Linked DNA regions of Homo sapiens: regions 1 and 2 are each linked to region 3. The links are chromatin loops, found by intact Hi-C in ENCODE. Cell type or tissue: heart right ventricle. All regions are shown on one strand. Region 1 has its middle 59 kb from the start of MIR4510. Region 2 overlaps DPH6-DT (DPH6 divergent transcript). Region 3 overlaps DPH6-DT (DPH6 divergent transcript).

Region 1 (5,000 bases), 320 kb before region 3:
TGTGACGTATTTTTAAAAAAACATTAAAAATGTCACTCAGAATCCTTCCTTATTCTTAATTCCACTTGGAGGGAAAAAGAAACTTTTTAAAGAAGTGTTATTCAGAATTATTCCTAATGCCACTTGACGGGAAAGGGGAATTAAGTGAAGCCATAGTGGAAGAGCTGATAAGAAATGTCTTAACACAGTATTCTCACATTTAGTGTCAAGCATTCTGTTTAATATTGTTACCTATCAACCAGCCATTCATCACTCACCAAGTCATAAAACATTTATTTTGAGTAAGACACAGTACAGGGTTCTGTACTCAGATAGTTTCTAACCTCAAAGTGTTCACAGTTAAGAAGAGTAAAACAACAGCAGCAAAATGACGACTAACCATTAGTGCAAACATGGATGCATGCATCAAGCACAGAAATAGCACCAAGGAGGGAAAGATTTTCTCCACTGGAGGGTCAGAAAGGCATTTCAGAGAAGATAACATCTGAATTGGCACTGGAAGTGTGAATTTTAGTTCACTGTATAAAATTAAATGAGAGGCCTTCCTATTTTACAGACAATTACCATAGCAGAGAATGGAGATCACTAGGATATAATGCCTAAATAAAAAATCTCACATTCTCCAAGTTCCCCCAACTCACTCTTTTGATCATTCTTGTATTTTATGCTTCTATTGTACTCAAATATAGGGGCTTATTTGTACGTCCATTTTTAATTGTCCTCAAATTGCTTTCAGTTTTTCTTGCTAAAATAGAATTTCTTATTCTGACTCCATCTCAAACTAAGGCCTATTTTGTGCACAATGACCTTAAATGCTATTTGAATGAAATTCCATTCATAATAACCTGTATGTATCATTTTGTCACTGAAATGAAAAATGGCACATGGATGAGATTCAAACATGGTGGCTTAGTGGAGCCAAAATTCTGTTGTACATGTTTTCTACATGAAAAGATCCAGAACAAAAGGACTCATTATCAGATTACAGTCTCAAATAGAAACAGTTGGGAAATTTAAAGCACTAAAATAAGACAATAAAGAGGAAAGCCTACATGTTGGACTGCACAGATTTCTTGGAACAGATAATATGTTTAAAGTTATTTAATTGACTTATTTTGATATTTAAAATATTTACAGTACTTATTTATGCCTTTAAATAATCTCCTCTTTATCAAAAAAGATCTATTTTAGATGTTAGTCCATTTTCCGGCCCTAACCTTTGCTTTAACTATTTTTTTTTTTTTATTTAAAGCACGCATTGCTGTCTTAGTGCACAGTTATCCCAGACACTTTTTGAATAAAAATTCTTCAAGAGGAAATCCTGGCTTCATTACAATTCTCTTTTTAATCTGTTAAAATCCATCCAAATTTGCTTTCTCTAATTGCATAGGAGATTTAGAGAAACGTCCAAGAATCTCCAGGACTTGTAACCTTTTTTTTCCTTCACTTGTTTCCAAACTGTGTCTGTGTTGTCAGACAAAATATTGATATAGCTTGCTTAGCTAGATTTAGTAGAATCTAGGACAGTGATTTATAGAGTAGAGGCAAATCCATGCTAAACCTCAAGGTCTGGAAGTTTAAGGTTTATGTTGATATCTATTTGGAATGGTATTTCCTCTACTTGCTTATAAAAGTAAAATGATGTGTGAATAGGTAACCAAGAAACACAAAGCATAATGTTTAACATTACTATGCTTGCCACTTGCATATTAGAAGGTGTGTTAGTACTTTAAGGATTCTCAAAGTGAAAACATGTCAATGCAATAAAGAAGGGCAGAGTAGTGCTGAGAGTACACTGAAGATTGAACAACATCTTTTTAGACTGAGAGGGACAGAAAGCAGGCTGCAGGCAGATGAATTTCACATTAGACTAAAAAAGGAAGTTTATAGCACATCTGGAATCTGAGCACATGTATATGTATGTATACACACACACAGATGGAGCTGACAGCATATATGGCACAGACGTGTGTATATGTATATACATGCACACAACATAAGCACATGTGTAGAGTATGTGTGTTTCTAAATATAAACACATAGACTATTATCATTGTCCTCGGGGTATCAGCTTGTCAATCCAACTACTGAGAAACAGGCCAGATTGGCCTTTTGCCTCTAGCAGGATGTCCCGAGGTAGGCTTTTGCGTGTGGCAGGCAGCCAGTACAATACATCACCACAGCTGGATTAGGAGGATAACGCCAACAAGGCCAGACCAGGAATAGGAATAAATCCTGATGGTAGAATTATGTAGGGGATTTTAGAGATTGCTTATCTTTTTTTAAAATCCCAAACCACTATTTCCACAGCCAAAACGGAAGGAAACAGTTGTCATTCAGAAAAGGGTGAAGAAAAGGACAGTGGGGCGCTGGAACTAGGACATGACCTTCTATGAAGTTGAGAGTCCAGCCAGCAATTACAGACTTGGGAATATTGCAAGACAGAGTTCAAAGGTGTCCAAGAAAGGCCTTTAGTGTTTGGATCCTGGATTCAAGTTTCCTGGCCCTATTTACTGAGCTTTTCCCCAGGAAGTTAGGGATTTAAAAATAGCTCCACTGTGGGGTCCAGGTTTACACAGTGTGTTGATATCTTCACATATAAGCTAATAGCATCTACCTTAAATGAATAGAACTTGTTCCATCCTGTAGATCCTGACATTTAATCTTTGGGTTTTAAACTGATTCTCAAGAATCTGCTTAAATCAGATTATTTTCTTCAGGAAGAATTGGAGTTTAGTTTGCCAATATCTACTTTGGTTACTATTTTAACACTTTAAAAATCTCAGAATGATTTTTAAATAATAAGCTCATAACAATACAAGAACATTTTGCTTATTAGCATAACCTTTTACCAACCACATCTACTCCTCTTATAAAAATATAAGAATTCAGAATTTGCACTTGGTGGCCATCTGTTTTCTCTCTGAACATTACTTTTAAGTCCCTTTCTTTGGGTTGTTATTAAGATATTTTAAATCATGATGTTCTTGCATAGCATGTCAGATAGAAATAATGATAATAAAATAAGTGTGTAGAGCAATTTACTTAGAAACAGGAGAGAGCAAAAGAAAATTAGCGAATGTTTAATTCTAGGCAGAAGGCCAAACTATCCCAAACCCCCTCCTCCATCTGCCCTTGCCATATTTTTAAAAACCCACCTTCAAGAAGTATAAATTTCTTTGTCTACAGCAGCAAAGTTTCCACAGAGTAATGTGTAATGCGGGGGTTAAGTTCAAGGCCCTAGAACCAAACTGACTGAATTCAACCCCCAGCTCTGCCACTTCATGGCTGAGTGACTTTTGGAAGAGTACTTAACTCCTCTGTGCCTTGGATTCTCCATCTGCAAAATGGGGGTGATGTTAGTCTAATGGATGGGTTTGTTGTGAGGCTTACCTTAGTTAATGTGGGGAATGCATTCAGAACTGTGTTTGGAAAGCACTTAGACAGCACATTGTAAGCCTCAAACTGCTGGCTATGATGGCTTTTGAAGAATGCCAACAATCATAGTCATCTGGTTCATTAGTCTGCCTTTAGTCAAGGCTGCACATGAATGTAGTCTTTAAGACCTTCATAGGTGACCACTTCCAGGTGTATTTGTATTCACGAACATGCTATTTCCTAATACATCTGGAAAAAATGTAGCTGCTCATCCTTAACTCCTTATTCAACTCTTCTTAATAGGAGCAAAGGGGATTTCTGTGGAGTCAGCACAGTATCATGTCCCTGGTTCCCCCTGGTTAGTGTATATTTGGACTGTGGCCAAATCCCCACTAAATTGTATATTAATCATGTTCATTGGATTCTGCTGGAAAAGAATGATAAAAGAACGAGGGAGGGAAGCATTTTTATTAGAGCTCAATGTGTATTTTGTTTTCTAAACAATGAGCATTTGGGAACTGAGCTTCTGTGTTAGGAATATTTGTATCTTAATGTAAAATAATTGCATCAGGAAGCATTTTGGTTTTAGTCCAACTTCAGTGCCTTTTAGAATGTGCTAGTATATAGCTATCCAGGTGTATTTTTTTTGCACATTCTCATAGCAGGAGGTGCGTGGCAGATGCTTTTACAAGCACAGTTAGGTGCAGAGCTGACCAAAGCTAGAAAACCTCACTTATTGGACAGACGAAGATGATTCAAAGCTTCACAACTGTTTATTCCCCATTACAGTATTTAAATGTTCAACCTTTTTGTTCTCCTAATCCCTAAAATAATTATGAAAATCTACTTTTAAGTTAGATAAAATGTTCCTTAGTGAGTTAAATTATATAATTTCAGACTTGCTGTGACTATTGACATTTGAAAAACAGATTTTCTAAATATTATTGGGATTTCAATTTAGCACAATCTACTTGAAAAACACATAAAAGAGATTATCTTCAACAATTGAGACTGTTACAGCTTTCCCTTTTATCCTCAAATTGTATGTTTATTCCAATTTTTCTACTAAATTTTGTTTTAATACATATGTTAGTATCCTTAAAGGTCTTTTATTGATTACCATGTTACTTCTCTGTAGTAAAAATGTGTGTAAATTAAAATCTTATTTATTTTTATTTGGTATTAGGCTCTACAGTAAAAATATTTTGGATTTGGTTACCATTATTAATTTTATTGGTAAACAAATTATGAAAACAGCAGAAATAAGTTATTAACCTCAATAACAAAAATTATGTACAATAAATTTCATTATTTCATTGGACATGTATTTCTTAATGACATGGATGTGTCTGGCTTCATTTTTAATTAATTTGTGTGTTTACAGATGAACTTTATTGCCAGAATGAAACAGTTCCATATCAATTATATTTATTTTCTCATTTATTGTTATTAGAACTGAAAAAATTTGTTCACACAAATAGAGAGATGGAAATTAAGGTTTCCTAACAGCATGCCATCTCAATTCTTGGTAGTCCTGTGAGCTATATGCCAAAATATCACATCCTAATATATCATCAAAAATTATTTTTAGTGCTCTACATCTAACAACTTGAATAGATACT
Region 2 (5,000 bases), 61 kb after region 3:
AAATTATTAAGATTCCACTTCTACTTTTTCATGAGTCTTTGTCCCAAAACTGAAGCAATAACTTGGTCACATTAAAAAAAATCTATACAAAAAGGAATTATTATTGTTGCTTATTCTTGCTGTCCTTTTTCCATGACCACAGGGAGCCAAATACTAATTCTTTATTGGATTCGTTATTGAAAGTGTTGCCAACACGGAATTGGGAAAAGAAAACAATTGAGCTTCCTAAGTAGACCACAGAGCACAAATCTTCAAATTAGCTCCAATAATTAAGGCATCTTGTGAAGGGCTTCAATGACAGGATACACTCATCTGTCCCTAGCACAAGACCCATATCAATTACCCTGGGTATGAGGAGGCTGGTACACAACAAAGGAAATAAAAATACAGAGGCTGACAGTCTAGACAAAGCCTGACTCTGGTCGAAAGCAGCCTCTCCAAGTGTTATCTTTAAGCCAAGTGGTTTTAAATAAGTTTAAATACCAACAGGGGGTTAATTTGAAATCAGTTTGATTCTATTTTTGAATTAATGCCTTTAAAAATCTGCTTTTATAATTTCTGCTTATCAAGGATTGCCCTTCTGGTATAAAAACCGAGCCAAGACTCAGTTATCAAATACTATGAAGGGTTCTGTTAATTAGATAGTTTATCTGTGATGAGTTGTTGACACTGAGATGATGTGTGTTAAATAATTTTAAAATATTCTGTGGGGCACTAACTTGGTGGTTCAAAGCATTATTCTTCAATTTTTCAGGCCCTGCTTTAAGTCAAACTAGAATCTCTTAGTATAAATTAATGTGAATCATTTCTTAAATATAGAATCATTCATATCTCAAAATTATATGTATGAGAGAATAAATCTTCTGGCGCTCTTTATTAGGCTGCTGTAGACCATTCTAACTAATCCAGCCTCTCTCACATGATGGTTGGTCTTTAACTGCTTGGTACTGACTGCCAGGAAATTCATCATTGCTGTTATTAAACACAATTCTCAGGATTTGCTCTTTTTATAATGTTTCTTGTAAAAGCTTTTTGTGTGATTTTTCCTCTGGCTTCTTGTTCTACTTCCATATAGGGCAACCCAGGAGAAATCTCAGACACTGAAATATTTTTACTCATGTAGGTAAATTAAAGCTCCAGCTGTTAAGGGTTTTTCTTTCTGTCTGTCAATTTTCTTTTTCAAGTTATGGTCTGTGAAGGCAGAGGCCAAGAACAGTCCACGGGGAATGGCTTGGAGCCTTAGAACAAGCTGGTATCCTTGTATTTTCCAGAGGAAAAAATATCGGACACCAAAGTTTAACATCAGGAAAGCTGCTAATTAATTAGCCCATAAATTGTTAAAAGCACGAATCATTCATCTCTGGGATTTCATTTAAGCTCCCCTTTAAATATTGATTTTATTTATCACTTTGTTTCTTTAAATTTTTGCTCTTTTCTTTTCTCACACATTCTCTAAGAGACATGATATTCTGTGTCTCATAGAATCTGAAGTCCTGAGGTTTTTGTTTAATTAATAGTCATAATGTGTTTAACTGGTATGTACATGACTTAGAAAAAGAGATGGTTCTTTCAAGGTAGTGAAGTTCTCTGCAAAAAAAAAAAAAAAATCACTAAATTCACAGGAATCCTTAGTTCATATTCTAATGTTACCATTATCTGTGGCCTCAGGCAAGTTGACTGCCTAGGTCTTGGTTTTCGTATTTGTTAAATAAGGAGATTAGAATCCATGAATATCCTTTCCATGTCTAATAGTCTATGATTCTCTTTATCAAAAGAACTTAGTGAAAGAATAAAAATGGAGTTCACGTGAGGAAATAGTTGGCAAGCAGCCATTTGAAACTGTTTTTGTTCATTTGCTTCAAAGAAGATTTTGAAGAAAATTATCAACAAAGAAAGGAGAATACTGGCAATCAGGTAAGAGGAAAGAACTCTGGACAAGGAGTGGGGATCCAGTTCTAGTCACAGTTGCACCACTGACAACTTAATGATCATGAAAAAGTTACGAAATTGAAGATTCTGAGGCCAAAGATTGGACTCAAAACTGAAAAAGTTTGATTTTATTATGATAGTCCCTTTGACTCCCAAACTGCTATGATTCTATAAAATGGCCCCAAAGTCAGGGAAGAGGATAACTGGAAATGTCCTCGCAGTTATTGTCAATGAATTCTATCCTTTCATTTCTGATTAGGGAACATTGTTCAAAAACATCACATCCTAGACCATCAACTCAGAAGTAAAACATACCCTTGGGGACCCTGAACAAATGCTATAACCAACAGTAACTTTCTGAATCTGTAATATTTTAGTTTTAATGATGGCAATCTCCATGTACTCACCCTGAGAGTTAAGGATTATAAAGAAAGTTGTTCCATATATTTATTGTTCCTCCTCTAAATTTCTTCTGTTCATTTTTTGACCCAGAATAAAACTGAAATAGCTAACAAAAATCAAGCCACTACTAAAAATATAAATCCGAGTGGTAAATCTCAAGACGATTAGGACATGTGAAGTATTTGTACCCTTTCTGCAAAATTTCCTAGACTGTCTAGGCACCCTCCATCATACTGAATTTTTGCAAAATAGCCGTATTACCTGCAAACTGACAATACTCATGCATTCCAGCCTTTTGACAGAAGAAATATTTTCATTAATATTTTTAAGCTCTGTATCAGTGTAAAAACTCAATCAAGACTCAAAGGGAAAAACCTAGCCAAAAAAATGTATTACAGAGGATAGTTTCCAGATTTTAATGATTTACCAAGTGAAAAATATAAAAAGTGATAGATTTTTTTTTCCTCCTAAAACATCAAGTACTGGACACTGCCCAAGGTAAGACTGCAAAAGCAGATGGTGTAATCATCCATTCCAGATAGTTCTGCTTCTTTTCTGCTTGTCTCCCTGGAACCCAGTCAGAAGCTTCTCCTTTTTCTTCAGGACATTGATGCTTCCCCTATGCTGGGACCCTCATTTTTTCATAAGTCCTACTTTGGAGAAGCAGCACATTCCAACAGCCCTTGCTTTGAACCATAGTATAAAAGATGTAGGCTCTGTTCTCAATTTCTTCATGGTCCTGGTATGCAACCTGGTCCAAATACTTTTGGCCAACCCCTCTTAATCCCATGCTTTGAGTTTTCTTTGATTGGTAAAAGAATAATTAGCAACATTTGAATTCACTGAATGCATATTTAATGCATTAATAATCAGGATCCATTATACCAGGACATAGAACTCACAACTAAAGCTGTTTAACGATTAAATAAGAAATCTGTACTTTAAATTTTCACCCATAGAGTTTTTGGATCATAGCAACCAACTAACTTCCATTAGCCTCCTACACAACCATTTTGAAATAGGAAACCAGAATAGAGGTTAAGGGAATTTCCTTAGGCCGCAGTCCAGATTTAGGTAATAACCTCTTTCCTCAACATGAGTCATTTACTTTAAAACTCCCCAAACCAAAAGGTTTTCAATGTCAGTCTCTAAAATACACACAGTACCCACTAAGCACAGCAAAAAAAATCTCCAAATACTCATGATTTTAAAATAAATCATAACCTAAACTATGTTTTAATGCCCAAAAGGCCCAGTAACTTTAAAATTGTTCCCTCAAAATAGGCTCTCAAATTGTTTTCACGTTGTACCTCCAGTGCTTGAAACACAACAGAGATTAAAAATGTATATTGAATGGATGATGAGTTGTTGACAGTAGTCTGAAATAAGGTAGCACGAAGAAAATGAGAAACTGAGTGAAGTGGATTGTCTGTAGGAATATTATAAAAATAAAAATACAAATAGTTTGTAATAAGGTGTGGAAAATACGTTGAAGAAGAGGGAACCTAAAGGGGTTTCCCAGCTTCTGACTTAAGAGACCAGATGATGCCATTCAATGAGATAGGAAATATGAAAGAGAGGGAGGTAGGTGGGTGCATGGTCGATGAGATCAAGATTATATGTGCTAAATCAAAAACTATCATGGAACATGGAGGGAGAATTATTTGATAAGAAATTGGATATACATATTTGAGTTGAATAGAGACATTTGTGACTTGGAAGTCATCATCATGTGTATCATAATTGAAGTTATGTCAATGAATGAGATTACCAATGTGATGGTTAATTTTAGGTGTCAACTTGGTTAAGGGATACTCACATAGCTGCTAAAGTAAAATCTCTGGATATGTCTGTGGAGGTGTTTCCAGAAGAGTTCAGCACTTGAATCTGCAGATTAAGTAAGGAAGATCTACCTTCACCAATTTCATCCAATCTGTTGAGGACCCAGATAGAACAAAAAAGCAGAGGACAGGTGAATTCACTTTCTCCTCTGGGACTGGAACATCCTTCTTCTATTGCCCCTGGATGTCAGAACACCAGGTGTTCAGGCTTTTGACTTTGGACTGAGAGTTATACCATTGGCTCCCATGGTTCTCATGACTTTGGACTTAGATTGAATTATACCACCAGCTTCCCTGATTATCCAGCTTGCAGATGATGCTATATCATGGAACTTCTTTCTACTTTTTTTAAATACACACACACACACACACACACACACAATTTTATTTATTTATTTATTTATTTTATTTTTTGAGATGGAGTTTCACTCTTGTAGCCTAGGCTGGAGTGCAATGGCACAATCTCGGCTCACCGCAACCTCTGCCTCCCAGGTTCAAGCGATTCTCCCGCCTCAGCCTCCCGAGTAGCTGGGATTACAGGCATGCACCACCACACCTAGCTAATTTTGTATTTTTAGTATAGATGTGGTTTCATCATGTTGGTCAGGCTGGTCTCAAACTCTTGACCTCAGGTGATCCACCCACCTGGGCCTCCCAAAGTGCTGGGATTACAGGTGTGAGCCACTGCATCCGGCCGACACACACATATAGTTTAGAGACAGGATTTCATTTTGTCACCCGTGCTGGAGTGCAGAGGTGCAATCACGGCTCACTGTAACCTCAAACCCCTGGACTCAAGCAATCCTCTTACCACAGCCTCCTATATAG
Region 3 (5,000 bases):
TATGTGAGCCAGCCTTTAACCTGTCACAGCCCTTGGCACTGTGACAACAGCATGAACCCAAACAATTGATAGCAGCATTCCTCTGGAAAAGAAGCCCTCAATTTCTCCTACAGAGAAGTATTAATATCCCTAGGGGATGGTTAGTGGGTATAAAATATTAGTTAGAAAGAATAAATAAGACCTTAGTATTTGATAGCATAACAGGGTGACTATAGTCAACATAATTTAATTGCACATTTTAAAATAATTAAAAGATTATAACTGGGTTGTTTGTAAGACAAAGGATAAATGCTTGAGGTGATGGATATCCCATTTACCCTAATGTGGTTATTATGCATTGCATGCCTGTATCAAAATACCTCATGTACCCCATAAATATTATATATACCTACTATGTATCCATAAATTTTATATATATATATACACACAAAGTTTTTAAAAAAGAAGTATTAGTATCCCTGTTTCATAGCTGTCAAATGACTTGGCTCAGAACATGCAATAATAGAAAGTGAAACCAAAAATGGAATCTAGATCTCCTACTATTTTAATGCCCTACTCTTGGTTAAAATGAAAATTTGGGGGGTTTATTAAATTAAATCTTCATTATGTGATTTGTATATTCTGAAATAACACCTTTGTTTCCAAAGTCCCACTTAAAAACTCATTTTTGTGGTACAAATGCCTTAAGCAAGGTAAAATAAAACATCAATCTTGTCACCATGCTGATGTCTTCTTAGAAACACATATGTGACCAAGAAGGGTCTTTGAGGACCACAATCCAAGGCTCATACTGCTCTAGTTGCTGAATGTGAGGAGGGCACAGAGCAGCTGCAGACCTGAGACCACAAATATTTGGTGATCTTGAAGCAGGGGCCCTAGCTGTTGTGTTTCTCAATATCTTTGCAAACACAGAGGAAAGCATCAGTAGTTGTAAATCTTGTTCTAAGAATCAAGGTTCTGTACTCAGATGCTATTATGACCTGTCAAGAAGTTGGTGGGTATGCTTTGGAAGCCATTTTAATCTAATATTTTGCCTATGAGAACTTGTTTGGTTTTAATAAAAGTCCTCAATAAAGATGCATTCTTCAGTACATCATTTCTCTTGCTTCTAATTTTAGAACTTGGTACATAAAAGCTAAGAGAGTGTGAAGGAAATAGATGGCGACCTTATGACATTTGGCATGATTTCTGAGGCAGGTGTCAGATAGGTTCATAGGTACTATCTTGCCAAATCTTATCAAAACCTAAAAGACAAAAAGAGACAAAAAAAAATACACACTTTATAATTGACATCAAAAAGGAAGTCATTTTATTTTTAGTACATTTGCTTTGGAGGGACAGCCAACTAATTGGAAAGAGTCCATAATTTAACCAACATCAGATCTCCTCATTACATTTCCCATTGAAACTTAATAAATGTTAGTTTCCAGATTTACTGACTTTACAGTTTTCTCCAGTTAATGATCAGCAAGTACTTTTTATTAACGTAAATGAAAACAAAATGAAGACCTGAAATCCTGTGATCAAGAATTTATTTTTGGCAGACAAGCAAAATTGTTTGGTCTATTTTTATGGTTGATATAATTGTATTCAAAACCCATAAACAATGTACATCCACGTCAATACTTTTTCGGCTGATCTTTGGTCATAAACTCTAATTAAAACAAAACATCCCTTAGGTAAATCAAAGGAAGTGCCATTGAAATAATATAAACACCCGAGGAAACCTTGGGCTGTTTCCACACTCAAGTCTGATTAGATGAAAAAGCACTAAGCACTTGTGTCAGTAGACTAACCAATAGAGTTTATGATTATGAGAACTGCCTCTAGTATTAAAGATCTTTGGCATAGTTTCTGGGAAAAGTTGTGCCAAATTTCTCTATTCCAAGAGAGAGTTTTCCACTTGGAAGCTGTTGTATCTATAAAGGCTATCTTTCATGAGCAGGGTGTCCTCTATTTAGCTGTCAGAAGGCCTATCGCAGGATTCAGACTGTCTGTCCCATTTGGCTGATGTCATAAACTTGCGCTAGAGTTATGGCAGAGAAAACATGTTTTCCATTACGCCCGCGCCAAAGTGTTGATTAAGGTGGCACATGTCAGACCTGGGAGTAGCCAGCATTCGAAAACTGTTTAGACCTTTTACAGATGCTGAAATTGTTTCCAGAAAATTCAGAGTCCAACTTGTCTTATTGTTCCTTTTCTTTTATTAAGAGAGAAAAGAACCTAGGGCCTTTTGTGCTTATTTTTAAGCTAGTACTTTAATTTTGAATTTTTATTTTTTACCACACTTGGATCTTTGTTTTGTGTTTGTGGTCAAATAATCTTTGGATATTTAACAAATGGATTCTATACAAGGCAAAGGTTTCAAATTTTACTTGAGATTTAGTGTTCTCTGTAAAGGGACTTTAAGAAAATTACTCCTAACCTTTCTAGAAAGCTGACTTCTTTAAAAAATCTATTATACATTTTAAAAGTATTATATATTCTTTCTTAGAAAACAATTGTGTGGGATCACAAACCTTACCCGGCACACTTAGAGTTCCAAGGGCTTCAGGTTAATGACTGTCATCTAAATGAAGACCGAAATAATCATATAGCTAGCAGAGGATATTTTTATTTGTAAGTTGGAATATAGTCCCTCCACAAAACAGAAATACCAATGAGCTATGTATTTTAGCAGCTGCTGGGGTTTGGTTGATTCTTGTTGTTCGAGGAAGTAGGAAAAAGCAGAGATTATTCCAGAGGCCCGCAAGCCCTTATGTATAAGTCCTCTACAAAAGACCAACACCTTGGAGAGTATATTGGTTGCTAAGGACCATCAGTCAAAACTGCATCACTTTCCTTTTGGGAAATATACAGACCACAGCTTTAAGGTGACAATGACTACTGCGGATATACAGATCCTGTGGATATACAACATATACTGTGGATATACAAAAAAGGCACAACTAGTTTTTGCCTTCAAGATAAGTACATTCCAGTGGAAGAGACAAAATTGTACAGATAGTAATAGAAGTTGATTGGCACTAGGACACAATAACACAAAGTGGAGTGGCTCCAGAAGTATGTAGGGTGTATGTAGGGCAGGAGGGGTTTTCTTGTGCTTAGATGAGATTCCTACTGAAATGAGTTTTAAGTTGAATAAGCATTACCCATCAAGCAGGGACAGTAGAGTTCTAGACAGAAGGAACACCATGTGAAAACACGTGGCAATATAAAAAAGTGTGACACTTTAAAGAAAGTTCAGTAGTCCAGTATATGGCTGAGACACGTGATCCTATGGAAGGAATTATGAGGTTGTGCAGATAGGAAGGACCATGTTAAAGATTTGAATTCTACCATGAAAGCAATGGAGAGTCTGAAGCATTTTATGTAAAGTGATGACATGATCAGATTTGTATTTTGAAAAAGGGTATGAAAAAATAGTTTGTAGGTGAAAAGGTCTAGAACAGGGAGCTGCTCATAGGCGATTGCAGGAATCTCTGTGGAAATGATGGAAGGTGTTTCCTAAGTCAGTGGCAACAGTGATGCAAGAAAAGAATACAAGAGATATTTAGAAACAGTTTTGATTACTTGGTGATGGATTAGATGTGGAAAGTAAGGAGAGGCATATCTGATTATAGCTCCCAAACTTCCCTGATTCCCATTATTTACACCGGTAGATTTCAACTGGGGGTTATTTTGCCCCCCAGGGAATATGGTAATCAGGAGACATTTTTCATTGTCAGAAGAGGAGGGGATAAGGAAGGCAGAAATGCCACTAAGCCAGGGATGATGCACCAGACAGCCCCTCACAACAAGGAATTATCTGATTTGAAATATCCACAGTGCCAAGGTTGAGGAGCCTTGTTATACAGCATGAAGTAGATCTCTTGCCCTAAAATTGAAAGCACTTTACAATATTACCCAACTTCCTTTTCAGACTAAATTCCTATCTCCCTACAACTGCTCTTGTAGCAACCAAGCAAAAATGACCTATTTTGATGTCCCAAACATGCCTCTCGCTTCCTATCTTACCAGTCTTGGTTTTACTCTTATTTTCTCATCCAGAAACATTCTCCTTGGACCCATAACTTTCTGTCAAAATGCCACTGCTATCTCCTCCACAACGTCTTTCATAATCTGCCCTCCTGGATATACTCCCTCCCTCCTCTGCACCTCTTTTAGGCACTTATTACATATACCTTGTACATGTAATGCTAGCTGATTGACATTGTCTTATCCTACTGCCTGAAGAAAGAACCTGATAGAGCAGCATAGTGCCTTCAACAAAGTAAGCATGCAATAAGTACTTGTTGAAATTAAGTATGATATTCTAAATATCAGTTGTCTGAAATTGTCAATGCTTTGGCTTCCTTTTATGCATGTGGGCAATTTGGAGCTGACAGGTTCTCATTTATAAATGCTAAATAATATGCAGTGCCAATAAACTGCAACCAATGCTTAGTTCTATAAATGTTGTATTTTATTAAGAAATCAAATATACTTATCTGCACAGCCCATGAACTACCTCAGAGTTTCATCCTTAAGTTCTTCCAGTCCAGGTTTTGGATTTGCTTGGTAAAGCAGATGTTTAAGATTCCTTCCACATCTTTACACACTGATTTACCTGTCTACCAGGTGTTCTACATTGCCCTCCAACTGCTCATTTGAAGCTATTTAATTCTGCAATACATGTTTCATTGCTGATATCCTTAGAACATTTTTCTGCCTGGTAAAATCAAACCTATTCTTTGTCAGCCTAATAGATGCCACTAAACTACTTCATAGAAATACTGGGAAATATGAATGGCATGGATGACCAAGACTTTGCTTCTGGATTTTTACCTTATTGCCTTTTGACTTTTATAAGACTTACTTAAGGACAAGGATTGAATATTGCTTAGTCCTCTGAGGGCCGTGCATTCATGACAGGCATATCCTTCACCAAGGCACTAACTTATTTCTCACCACCTGTGAAACAATTTTTTTCAAACCTTGTAAGATCTATGAAATTGAAA

What was found. Peaks named below come from ENCODE experiments on the same cell type or tissue, not always from the same donor. Only the 100,000 strongest peaks of a DNase experiment are listed, where the experiment ranks them.
Region 1: it touches region 3 in a loop (6-fold over the local background); 1 of 110 quality-filtered maps calls a loop at or near these places.
Region 2: it touches region 3 in a loop (3-fold over the local background); 1 of 110 quality-filtered maps calls a loop at or near these places.

The regions. Positions count from the first base shown.
Region 1 is chr15:35,983,673-35,988,672 of GRCh38, reverse strand. No RefSeq gene overlaps it. Among named protein-coding and RNA genes, the nearest start is that of MIR4510, 59 kb to the right of the region's middle. In heart right ventricle, no CTCF peak of the experiment used is centred here; a DNase peak (open chromatin) is centred at 2,152; H3K27ac peaks cover 1,403 bases.
Region 2 is chr15:35,601,913-35,606,912 of GRCh38, reverse strand. All of the region lies in intron 1 of DPH6-DT (DPH6 divergent transcript), which reads right to left. Among named protein-coding and RNA genes, the nearest start is that of DPH6-DT, 58 kb to the right of the region's middle. RefSeq lists an enhancer at 3,303-3,452. In heart right ventricle, no CTCF peak of the experiment used is centred here; no DNase peak of the experiment used is centred here; H3K27ac peaks cover 1,140 bases.
Region 3 is chr15:35,663,088-35,668,087 of GRCh38, reverse strand. All of the region lies in intron 1 of DPH6-DT (DPH6 divergent transcript), which reads right to left. Among named protein-coding and RNA genes, the nearest start is that of DPH6-DT, 120 kb to the right of the region's middle. In heart right ventricle, no CTCF peak of the experiment used is centred here; a DNase peak (open chromatin) is centred at 2,057; H3K4me3 peaks cover 1,224 bases; H3K27ac peaks cover 3,154 bases.